Linked DNA regions of Homo sapiens: regions 2, 3 and 4 are each linked to region 1. A link is a contact called in ENCODE Hi-C or POLR2A ChIA-PET data. All regions are on one chromosome and are shown on one strand. Each heading gives the region's core, a stretch centred on a gene start or an enhancer-like site at or near the end of the contact. The rest is flanking DNA. Distances are from core to core; before and after follow the strand shown.

Region 1 (2,700 bases), core at 100-2,599:
TTTTCACTCAGCACTGAAAGGCAGCTCTTTCTGGGGTGAAAGCACAAAGCCACTCAACAATTTTTAACAGGCACAGATGAAGTTCTCCTGCCCCACCCTCTTCTCCAAACCCAGCTTCCCTTTTGCCTCCCCCGCCCTCCACATCTGGCCAAGAGAAGGCATCTGGAATCCTCATCAGCTCCTGCTTCGACCAAGTGAACCCCTCCCACGTTTCATTTAAAACACCATTTGCCTCCCTCTCTTTCTCTCTCTAACAGTTTTCTTTTTTCATTTTTTTTCTTTTTCTTTTTTTTCCTTTTTGAGACAGAGTCTCACTCAGCTGCCCAGGCTGGAGTGTAGTGGCGCAATCTCAGTTCACTGCAACCACCATCTCCCGGATTCAAGCAATTCTCCCGTCTCAGCCTACCAAGTAGCTAGAATTACAGGCACCTGCCATCATGCCTGGCTACTTTTTGTATTTTAGTAGAGACAGGGTTTCACCATGTTGGCCAGGCTTGTCTTGAACTCCTGACCTCAGGTGATCCGCCCGCCTCAGCCTCCCAAAGTGCTAGGATTACAGGCATGAGCCACCGTGCCCGGCCAACAGTTTTCTTTAAACAAACCAATCCCCCTCTTCCCATCCTGTGAGGAGAAAAAAAATACTTAAATTTAAACAGAAGTGAATAGGGAAGCAAACAGGCAGGAAAAGCAATGTCAAAAATAAACTGAAAACCAGTTATCTATCCACCACCACCCAAAAAATCCCAACCAACAACCAGCGAGCAGAGTAACAGTTCAAGTCCTGAAGCAATCGGAATCAAAACGGAGGAGGTGAAAAACATCTGGCCAGTTCCCGATGTCATTTCCAAGGTGTGTGGTGTTTCCTCCATAAACAGGATCCTATCCCAGTTTGTTTCAAAGTCCCTGCTCCCTCCACATCCTAGAACAAGAACCCGGTCACTGCCAGGCACGATTTTAGCCCCATCCCATTGATTTCCCCAGACTCCGTCCTCAAAATACACTTTTCTGAACTTTCTAGAAAAAGTTGTCTCTGTATCCACTTTGAGCCAAAAGTTTCAAGGACTTGGTTCTTAGAGGATCATAGAAAAATAGCGAAGGAAGAAAAGAAAAAGCAAAACTAAGATGAGGTCAGAAGAAGCAGAGCCGTGGAAAGGAAGGAGAAGTTTTGCTGAGAGTCCCCACAGCGTTGGGAGCTGTCCTACCTGAAGGGTCCCAGCGACAGAGGCGCTCTGAGTGGCAGGTGCTGGCAGCAGCCCTGGTCCGCTCTTCTGGAAGTATGTGACCGCACTGAGGGGAAGGACCTGCCTCCCGAGGTTATAAGTTTCCTCTGCTGGTGTACTGGGGTGTGTAATGGGCGGTTTCTTTTCACCGTGTTTTAAAGGAGTTTCTATGAATCAGTCTGGCTTTAAAAAAAAAAAAAAGATTTGTTGGTAAGCTACGCCCTGCTAAGCTGGCAGTCAGTCAAGAGTGGCTGGGAGTGAGCCATCAATTCAAAGAACCCTGTTGTAGGCTCTCTCTGACTCAGACACACAGACCACAGTGGAAAAAAGGAGGGACATTGCTTCAAATGAGTAACAGGATCACACAAATAGATCTGTTTACTGAAGCCCATTCCTCCTCACCAAAAAGGAGACTTGGTTACCATGGACATAAGGCAAAACACAAGGTTTCAGCCTGGGAGGGGGAGGAAAGGGGCCAGTGTCCTGCTGACTGAAGTCCTAGGTCATCATCAAGCGAGATTCCCAGTCTTCCTCCCCCATTAAAAGCATCAGCTGCTGCTCACTGTCAGGAATTATCAGATTCCTTTTTTTATTTACTTCCCTGCCTGACCCTGGTGCACTGTCCTGTGGGTGGCTGTACAGGGAGGCCCTGAAGGCGAAGGGGACACACTAGGAGCTCTTGCAGCCCTGCCTCTGAGTGATGGAGCACTGATTGAACAGCAGAGAATTCCTGGTCTTTCATTATGCTCTGCTAGTGCCCGTGTGGACTCTCCACATTCCAGGAGGAAGTCCTCTAGTTAAGAACTTTGCTCTCTGTAATAATCAGCTGGACCTTGTTCTACAATTGACTTTCTTGAACTTGGCCAGTAGCATAATCATCCCTACTACCTCCCTGCACCACTCCTCTCTCTCTCTCAACTCTGGAGCTGGGAGAGGCCTGTGAAGTCATCTCATCCCACAGCCCAGGCATTCCACTGGAGAGAGTAAAAGCCCAGATGCCTGAGTTCAAGCCCAGCTCTCCACAAATTTGCTGTGTGACTTTAGGCAAACCACTTAACTTCTCCATGCCTATTTTCTCATGCATAAAATGGAGATGGCAGGTATGTAACTCATAGAGCTATGATGAGAAATACACATATAGGGGCTCATGGCAGTGTGCATAGTGAGCGCTCAACAAATCTTAGCTACAAGGATTATTTTACTGAAGAAGCAGCTCAGGCCCAGAGAGGTGAAGTGACTTATTCAAGGAGATACAGTACGTTACCAGTAGCAGCTTGGATCTAGGTCAGCACATCCAAGCAATTCTATTTCTGTTATTCTCTGCTGCACCCTGACAACTTATTTCAATTCAAAATATGCGTGTGTAGTATTTATTCATTCATTCTGCCAATACAGGCTGCACGTCAGTCTTCACTGGGCCTGATTCAGAGCACTGAGTCACAGAAGTGAATGACATCCCTGCCTCTTGGAACTTATATTC
Region 2 (2,700 bases), core at 146-2,645, 1.4 Mb after region 1:
TCTATGATAGAAAATTAATGCAGCCAGTAACATGATGAAGAGTATGTATTCATATTGAAAAATAGTATGTGTACATATGTAATAATCTCAATGCATAGAAAAATACAATGAAACGTAAAAATATTCAAAGAATTGACACTCAGTAAAATTGTAGGTGATATTCCCTGTCTCCTTTTCCTTTTTTCTTTCTTATTTCTCATTCTCTATTAAGCATGTTTTACTTTTATATTTAAAAAACTATTTAAGGGCTGGGTGTGGTGGCTCACACCTGTAATCCCAGCACTTTGGGAGGCCAAGGCCGGTGGATTGCTTGAGGTCAGGAGTTTGAGACCAGCCTGGCCAACACGGTGAAACACTGTCTCTACTGAAATACAAAAATTAGCTGGGCATGGTGGCAGGCGCCTGTAATCCCAGCTACTTGGGAAGCTGAGGCAAGAGAATTGCTTGAACCCAAGAGGTGGAGTTTGCAGTGAGCCGAGATTGCACCACTGCACTCCAGCCTGGGCAACAGAGTGAGACTCTATTTCAAAACAAACAAACACACACACAGACACACACAGACACAGACACACACACACACAAACTATTTAAAAATTGAGCTAATCAGAGAATATCCCCAATATCGCCTCATCAGTTTCTTTAGTTGTCTCCCTTCCTTCTTATTCCAATAAGGGTCATATGCAGTTGATAAGTCAGGATTTCATTTTCAAGAGCAGCCCAAATGACTCTGAGTTGTGTCTCAGCATTCAGATCATGAGATCATAAATACTTTTCCCTACATTTTAAAAATTTGTCTTAAGTCAAGAAAACACATCTGTTCTTGTCTCTCATTTCCCTTCCCCAATCCTAAAATCATGTTTTTATTCTCACCCTCTGCTATCATTTCTACTTTTCCAGACAATTCCTCATTTGTCAGATTTGAGTGCAAATTAGCAATGCTCCTCAATGCATCTTCCACCTTCTGGGAGATGAAATTGTGAATTGTTAGGTACATGTGTTAAGAGTTAACATGTCCATGCATGTAGCTGAAGGGGATTTTGCAGTGATTTGCACACGGTGCCTGGCACATAACAGTCCCCAGGTTTAATGCCAGACTGTACAGCCAAAGATTTCCATTCCTAGGCAGTCCACATCTGAGCCAGCTCTGCAGTCTGTGATTGGCACCCCTCTCCTCCCCGACACATCTGATCACTTACTCCAGCTCTGGCTTTGATGGTCAGGACACTCAGCTCTGTGCAGTTCAAAACATTACCAGATGCTTCCGCATCCATGTCATGCCATCATCTATTCTGCGAGGGAGCTAAAGCTGGCACAACTGTATTTTCAGAAGAAACTGAAGTTCAGAAATCGAGGGACTTTCCCAAGGTCACAATGAACCTAAGACCAAAACTCCAGCTCCAGGCTTTCTGTATTACCCAGTGAACTTCCCCTGGGTTAAAGGAAATAATGGATGTAAAAGCCCCTTGCACTCTAAAATGCACTGTAAAAATGTTAAGGGAATGAGGAATAATAAACCATAAACTCAACTTCTCATGGCAGGCCTGGTCTAGCTGCAGATCCCGAATACTGCTCGGTGCCCACAGAGCACCTTCTGACCTCTGCTTGCCGAGGGCAGGGTTTACTTAGAGTTCTTCCCTGTGTACTCTGCCCTTCAAAAGAAAACCAAGTGTCCTCAGAGCCCTTCAAGCTGCTTCCCAGAGGCACTTTTCCGGAGACTTTTCTGCCTCCTTTCCCTTCCCCACCGGCCTGCTCTCTGCAAATCTGCTCAAAACCCCCAGGCCAGCCTTGGATGCATTCTGACAAGCTCCACATCTCACTCCTCTGGGTCTGCCTGTAATCTTGAATGTGCTATCTGACCAAAGCTGCTTTCTGCAAACAAATCCTGTCACTAGGGAATTGGAAGTTCCAAAACATTTCCTATTTCTGTCCTCAAGGTTAGCCTGTATCTCAGCACTAAGTTTCCAAGTGGAGGTCGGAAGGTTATACTCATGTCTTTCAGCCCAAAGTCCAAGAACAAGAACACTCTATGTTCATGTTCAGATCCAAAGTCACAGTCAATTCCCTCGAATGATGTTTTTTCTTATAAACTTCATTTTGTGGATTTTTCTGACTTTTATCTAGTTTTAGCTACAAACGGGTTTTTAGCAGAAAACCTGTTGACAGCAAAACTGACCCAGAGCTTGCCGCTCAGCCTCACAAACGTGACTTAGAAGAGTTCTTCTCATTTTTGCTTCTGGGTAGCAAGCCCAATGTGGTGAGAGCCATGTAGCATTTTAGATCAGACCTTGGGTTTCGCAGTCAAATTGTCCTGGGTTAAAACACCGGCTGCACCACTTACTAGCGCTGGGTTAGTTACGCGTCTGAATCTGTTTCTCCAGCGGTAAGATGGAGTCCAGAATAGTACTTACCTCTTAGGGCAAATGTGAGCATGAAATGAGGTGATCCCTATAGAGATGTTGCACAGTGCCTGGTACAGAGCAAGTGCTCAATGCATTTTGGGGGGTTGGGTAGGACAAGGACTGGATAGTAGATGAGTTGTACTTTGTCCCGTGTCTCCAGAAGACCAAAATACTTTCAGCAGCTCCCTGGAGCTGCAGAAGCTGGAGCAAGCATTCTTGGAAGGTGCATGACGGCTCTGGCAGGAGCTATGAGGCCCAGTACAGTGCTTTGAGGAGGGGACTGAATTGTCATCTTGCAGGC
Region 3 (2,700 bases), core at 7-2,506, 1.8 Mb before region 1:
TGCTTTGTTTTTACAATAAAGTTATGTACATTGTTTCAAGGGCTGTATTCTGTCTATGCTATTTTAAAATTTATAGAATAAAGTGGTATTAGGCTTTTAGTATTTTTGCTCATTTTAATTATATACTATTTTCCTTTTCATATTTTTCTAGGCTAATCTCTTCTCACGTGAAATGACTCCCTTGATTATTCCGATTTCATTGACTCTAAGTAGAAGGCAAACCCTGTGGTATCAATTTACAAAGGGAAATGAAGAAGATGCAGTACATTTAGGTGAAAACAAAATAAACGTCAGTTTCTCCAAATTTGTGTGCTTAGTCAGATCTAAATATATTGATGTAGTGTAAATACTGAATATTGAAATATTAACCTAAATAAGCATTTATTATTGGTAACAGCTACGGGAATATACAGCATGAATGTGACTTGGCTGCTTAAAAACTGTTCCTCAGATGGTTTAAACATGGCCTCCGAGACTTGTTCCCATTTAAATTACTTCATAAACCATTTCCTCAAATATGGTACAAAGTCTATTTTGGCACTTGTTAAGTTGTCACAAATTCTGAGTTGGAAGACTATGAATTAATGAAGTTTTACTTCCTTTTGTAATTTCTTTCCTAGGTTTCATCAAAGACAGTACTTTCGCTTGCTTGTTTGTTTCATTTGAAGAAAAATCAGCCAAAACTATTAAAAACAATATTTGACTGTTTGTAGTGCAATACAAAGCTACGTCTTGAAATTATAACCAACAAAACTCCAAAAATCTGTTTAAGGACACATTTTTAAATTTAGGACCGTAGTATATGCAGTTAACAATCATCATTTCTTAGCACTCTACATTCACTGCCAGCAAACTTTCAACGTATCTGGTTGATAATGAAGCTGGCGGGGACCCAGTGGGAACAGAAGTGAGTGGTACAAAGTAAAGCCGATGTGAATTTATTGCTACTGGTTTCAGGCTCCTTACCTCCATAGGCTTATGCACTGCAATGACCTGATTATCAGAAATACCCTCACAATTATTCATAATACCCATAGCTATAGGCTCCACACTCTTGCGTGTACATTCATGCATCTCCACGTCACACGGGCTGTCATGCTCGCACATGTGCCATTAATTGACAAGAATGCTGCTCAAGTTGGCTGATCAAGAGATAGGCAGTGCAAAGGAACAGGATTTGAGACAGCCCAGGGTTTCCTCTTCAAGTAGGTCTAAAACATTTTTTTTTCTCATTGACTTCCTTCCTGTTCTAACTGCCAGTACTCAGAAGTCAGAGTTGAGAGACAGAGGCACCCCGGACAGAGACGTGAAGCACTGAATGTAAGTTCAAATACCTCGGGCTGGGGAGGCTTCAGGTGGGCACAGAGCAAAGTCGGAAACCTCTAGACGGGGCTACCGCCCTCGACAGTTTATTATTTTTTTAGAGGGGCAGTTCTTCTTTAAAACAAACTTTATGATAAGAAATTGCTAAGGAGGCTGCAGAGAAGGGGAAGTTAGAGGAGGGAAGGGTAGCAGTGACTCAGGGGAGGAGGCTTAAAAAAGGAGGGTACAGGGTGCGCTGCAGCCCAGGAAGTGCAATCCTGAATATTCTCAGAAGGGCTCTGAGAACACGCACCGGGAGTGCCTGGAGGGGTTTCCTGCAAAGTAGGAGCAGGCACCTGGCCAGGCTTGGAAGAAAAAGACTGTAGATCCAAAATGATACGGTCTGTGCTGGTGGATGGTGGGTTGTGCTGGGGTGGAGATATGTGGTTTCCTGTTTTTAAGCAGACAATGTAAAAAGACTGGTTGAAAGAGAAAAAAAAATGGTTCAAAGCTGTCAAATATTAAACTGTCTTCCACTAAATAATTTTCTGGTGATATAAGAGAAATGCATAATGAAATCCTCCCTTAGAGTGCAGGGGCTTTATCCCTCAAAGAGGAAGTATGGTATAGCACATTGTTATGTACTCATGAGTCATACAGTGATAGAATTTCTACCACTGACAAAGGCTGTGTATTAAATTCCTGCAGTCGGATGGGCAGATCTTTGCTGTTGTTGTCAAAAATAATAATAGGGCTGGGCGTGGTGGCTCACGCCTGCAATCCCAGCACTTTGGGAGGCCGAGGCGGGTAGATCACCTGAGGTCAGGAGTTCAAGACCGGCTTGACCAACATGGTGAAACCCCATCTCTACTGAAAATACAAAATTAGCTGGGTGTGGTGGTGCATCCCTGTAATCCCAGTTATTTGGGAGGCTGAGGCAGGAGAATCACTTGAACCCAGGAGGCAGGGGTTGCAGTGAGCCAAGATCACGCCATTGCACTCCAGCATGGGCAACAAGAGCGAAACTCTGGCTCAAAAAATAAAAATATTAATAATGATAATAGCCCTTTAGGTATGAGATAACTAACAGCAAACATGGAAAACACCAAATAACGTATTAAGAGACAGGTTTGAGAAAAATTCAAGGGGGCCCAGCTAGGACAGCTGATCAGTGGGCCTTCAAAATGTCAAGGTCTGAATTTCAGCCACCATTAGGAGAAGTGCTTTAGGTATGACCTGAAATACTTTCTTCCCTTTTAGAGGACTTCCCAGCCAGCATGTTTCATAAACATAATCTGTAATTAAACTCTAGACCTATGGTAACTTGAGGTGTGTGTCTGGCAAGCCCTGGGCAGTTCTTCATTCAGAGTGGGGAAAGGCAGACTGCTCTCACCCGGA
Region 4 (2,754 bases), core at 24-2,523, 1.1 Mb before region 1:
TCAGAATCCCCAGCAGTCCAGATCTAATAGTTAATGAAATGGACGTAGAAGAGCTTCATGAGTTACTTATTTGTGTAATAAACATTAAATAGAAAATGTCAGCAACATGTTTCGTGTGTTTGATTTTCGCACATTAATAATGTAGAGTGGATTGTGTTCCAATTTTCCATCTATGTATCCATGGTAAAAGGAATAAAATAGCATTTTCACATCTTTCAGCTGATCTTCTTCCTTTTCCCTTCCCCAGTCTCTTAGGAATATTTCTGAAACCTACAGCCCTGCTTATAATTGAGCCTGTGCATGGGAGAGTCGTAAGCTCCATGCCCTGCCCCCCAGCTCGCACCAGGGCTGACTTCAGTCAGAGAAGCCCTGGGTCTGGAGGCATTTAGTGCCTCTGGAAGATTCTAAACATCTTTGGACACTTAGGGGAGAGGGAATTTACACACACACACAGTGTCCCACCAGGCCGACCTGGACTTTGTGTACAACTCCTAGGAATTTTTGGTGGGGAAGGGCTGTACTGGTTCGGGAAGGTTCTGAGCCAAACTTGGCCACAGGCAGTGCACAGCCTCCACAGCTGCAGACCACAGTTCAGTCTACTAGACAGTGTTAGAGGAGCCATTTCAGGGTGGGACTGATCAGATCTTAGGAGGTTCTGGCACTTGGGGGAGGGGAGCGGAGGACAGGATTATCATTCCATTGTTACCTAATACTGCTGTGTCTCTTAGTTGAGAAAGGCATGTACGGCTTGTATGTATTTCTGGACGCAGATGAAAAGAGAATGTTGACAGTATTGGGTATGGGTACTGCCATTTCATGCATAGGGCTGAAGGAGGTCCGATAATGACTTGTACAAGTGCCACTTGTATGTGGGGCGCTCCCACAACGCCTATGTTCAGTGTATTTTGAGGTTGTGCAATACAGCAAAGCTGTTGGAAAGGTGGTGTGAACTGCAGGGTGTGAAGTGCTGTTCCCTCTCCTTCAGACCCTCTCGCACATTCCCCCCCCCACCACCAGGCACACACATGAAACTACAGGAGACACATAATCCTCCCCTCCCCCAACATTGCAGACAGCTTTCTCTGAAAACTGATACCCTGAGGCCCTTTTTCCCTTACCAGCCACAATTAGGAGCAGCAAGACAGAAAATGCGGACTGGATTATGGCACAGAGACAGTGCTGTGTGATTTCTCTTTCTGGAAGAGGCCACTGTCCACGCTCCAGGCCTTATATTTCATCTGACTTTGCCACTACTGGCAGCAGCTTTAGGCTCCAGCGAGTCCAGGCCAAATCCAGTTCTTTCTGCGAAGTCCATGCTGGATTTTCTCTTTCACCCTAGTGAAGTCTCTGCCGAGGCTGTTGTTCTCAATCCAGCTCAGAAACTGGCTCAAACCGCCCTGAACTGGATTTGGTGGCTGTTGAGACACAGTTTCTGCCTCTTTGTTAGGGCGGATCCGGCCTCATTCGCGCTTCAGTTTCCCTCCCTCCTGTTTTCCCAGAGTCATCTACAGCCATTCCCCTCCCCCGGCCTCTCCAGTTTGGCATTTTTTTTTTACCCTTCCCTGGGCCAAGACCCCATAAAGCAGATTAAATTCTTTAATAAAAAAGTGGATTTAGATTGTAAACCTTCTGCTTTTATTACATTAAGTTCTGCTTTCCTCAAAGTTGTTATCTAACCAGTTGACATGGTGCCCTTAAAATCTTGGCTCGCATCCTAACCTAGAAATAACTTTAATTTTCACTCTGGATGGGAATAACTTTAAATTTCCCATCAAAGACTGAAGGGCTTTGGTGCAGTACATTGTTCATTTCCGTTTTGTAACCATATTTAAATTAAAACAATTTATTCATTTCTTTGCTGATAAATGACATAGTATGTGTAGAATTTTTAAAACAGTCACCTATACTGGCTTGTCTATTGCAACTGTGCAATTCCTAGAGGAAGAACTAAAGAACTGGGATGTTTTTGGTTTTCGAACCTGTAATTGTAACCCTGAATCCGATTCTATGAATTGTACAGTGACGAAGGCTGTTGGGGGAACACGTGGGGACCATTCCTGACAGAATACCGGTGGACACAAAACTGGGAATGTGACGAAATAAGGAGGATAGGACACGCCTGGGTTTTTGCAAGTTCCCTTTATAGAAAATTTAAACATTTCTTATGTTTTGGAACTAGATAGAGGTGACGGTTCCATAACACTGTGAATGAGGTAGATGCCACTTAATTGCACACTTTAGAAGGGCTAGTTTTATGTTATGTGGATTTTGCTTCAATAAAAAAGGGGCTTTGTTTTAAGAATTTCTCATTTTCTTTTTGTGTTTTTTGAAAATTCAGAGAAGAGACAGATAATAACCCTAATCTGGGTGTGGCTTCGTTGCGTGCTTCACGACTCTCTGGTCTCCCTCTGCTGGCCAAACTGCGCAACATGTCACCATGTCCCAAGGCCTCTTGAGAATGTCTCAATTTTATGTCGAAGCACAAATGCAAGGCTACGTTACTAAGAATCACTCTCCAAACCTGGTTTCATGTGCATTTTACGTGTGCAATATACTGAAAGAAGAATCAGATGTTTTGTTTCTATGATGTTACATAGGATTAATTATATATTAACGATTTAAAATTTGCCCCTAAGTCTCAAAACAGAGACAAAACCGTTGTCATTTCCCCTGGGCTTAAAACCAGAGTGAAATTGCTCATTTAAGTGTTTAGTTTCAGTAGAGCATAAAGCCCTGGAAAAAAAACAATTACAA

The links. Hi-C counts contacts between places; a loop is a spot of excess contacts on that map. ChIA-PET counts read pairs that join two places held with the same protein, here RNA polymerase II (POLR2A). Pooled maps may share reads with other maps.
Region 2: a loop to region 1 is called in a map of tibial artery, with 27 times the contacts of the local background. The contact joins the enhancer-like site here to the promoter of EMP1 in region 1. A Hi-C loop is called at or near these places in 1 of 168 maps with a recorded cell type or tissue (tibial artery). POLR2A ChIA-PET finds 5 or more read pairs at or near these places in 3 of 52 experiments (BJ, activated CD4-positive, alpha-beta T cell and activated CD8-positive, alpha-beta memory T cell).
Region 3: a pooled map shows a loop between it and region 1 (11-fold over the local background). The contact joins the promoter of ARHGDIB here to the promoter of EMP1 in region 1. A Hi-C loop is called at or near these places in 7 of 50 pooled maps.
Region 4: a pooled map shows a loop between it and region 1 (16-fold over the local background). The contact joins the enhancer-like site here to the promoter of EMP1 in region 1. A Hi-C loop is called at or near these places in 2 of 50 pooled maps. POLR2A ChIA-PET finds 5 or more read pairs at or near these places in 2 of 52 experiments (activated CD4-positive, alpha-beta memory T cell and activated T-cell).

What each region holds. Positions count from the first base shown.
Region 1 is chr12:13,195,375-13,198,074 of GRCh38, reverse strand. EMP1 (epithelial membrane protein 1) reads right to left here and starts at 1,349. Exons shown (of 5, transcript NM_001423.3): 1 at 1,203-1,349.
Region 2 is chr12:11,829,071-11,831,770 of GRCh38, reverse strand. All of the region lies in intron 2 of ETV6 (ETS variant transcription factor 6), which reads right to left. Among named protein-coding and RNA genes, the nearest start is that of ETV6, 180 kb to the right of the region's middle. RefSeq lists an enhancer at 1,289-1,488. Within about 2 kb of position 1,395, at least 4 of the 41 ENCODE cell types and tissues checked have a DNase peak (open chromatin) inside an H3K27ac peak, as active enhancers do.
Region 3 is chr12:14,960,157-14,962,856 of GRCh38, reverse strand. ARHGDIB (Rho GDP dissociation inhibitor beta) reads left to right here and starts at 1,256. Exons shown (of 6, transcript NM_001175.7): 1 at 1,256-1,320. RefSeq lists an enhancer at 1,434-1,553.
Region 4 is chr12:14,256,375-14,259,128 of GRCh38, reverse strand. No RefSeq gene overlaps it. Among named protein-coding and RNA genes, the nearest start is that of ATF7IP, 110 kb to the left of the region's middle. RefSeq lists a cis regulatory region at 730-1,659. Within about 2 kb of position 1,273, at least 40 of the 41 ENCODE cell types and tissues checked have a DNase peak (open chromatin) inside an H3K27ac peak, as active enhancers do.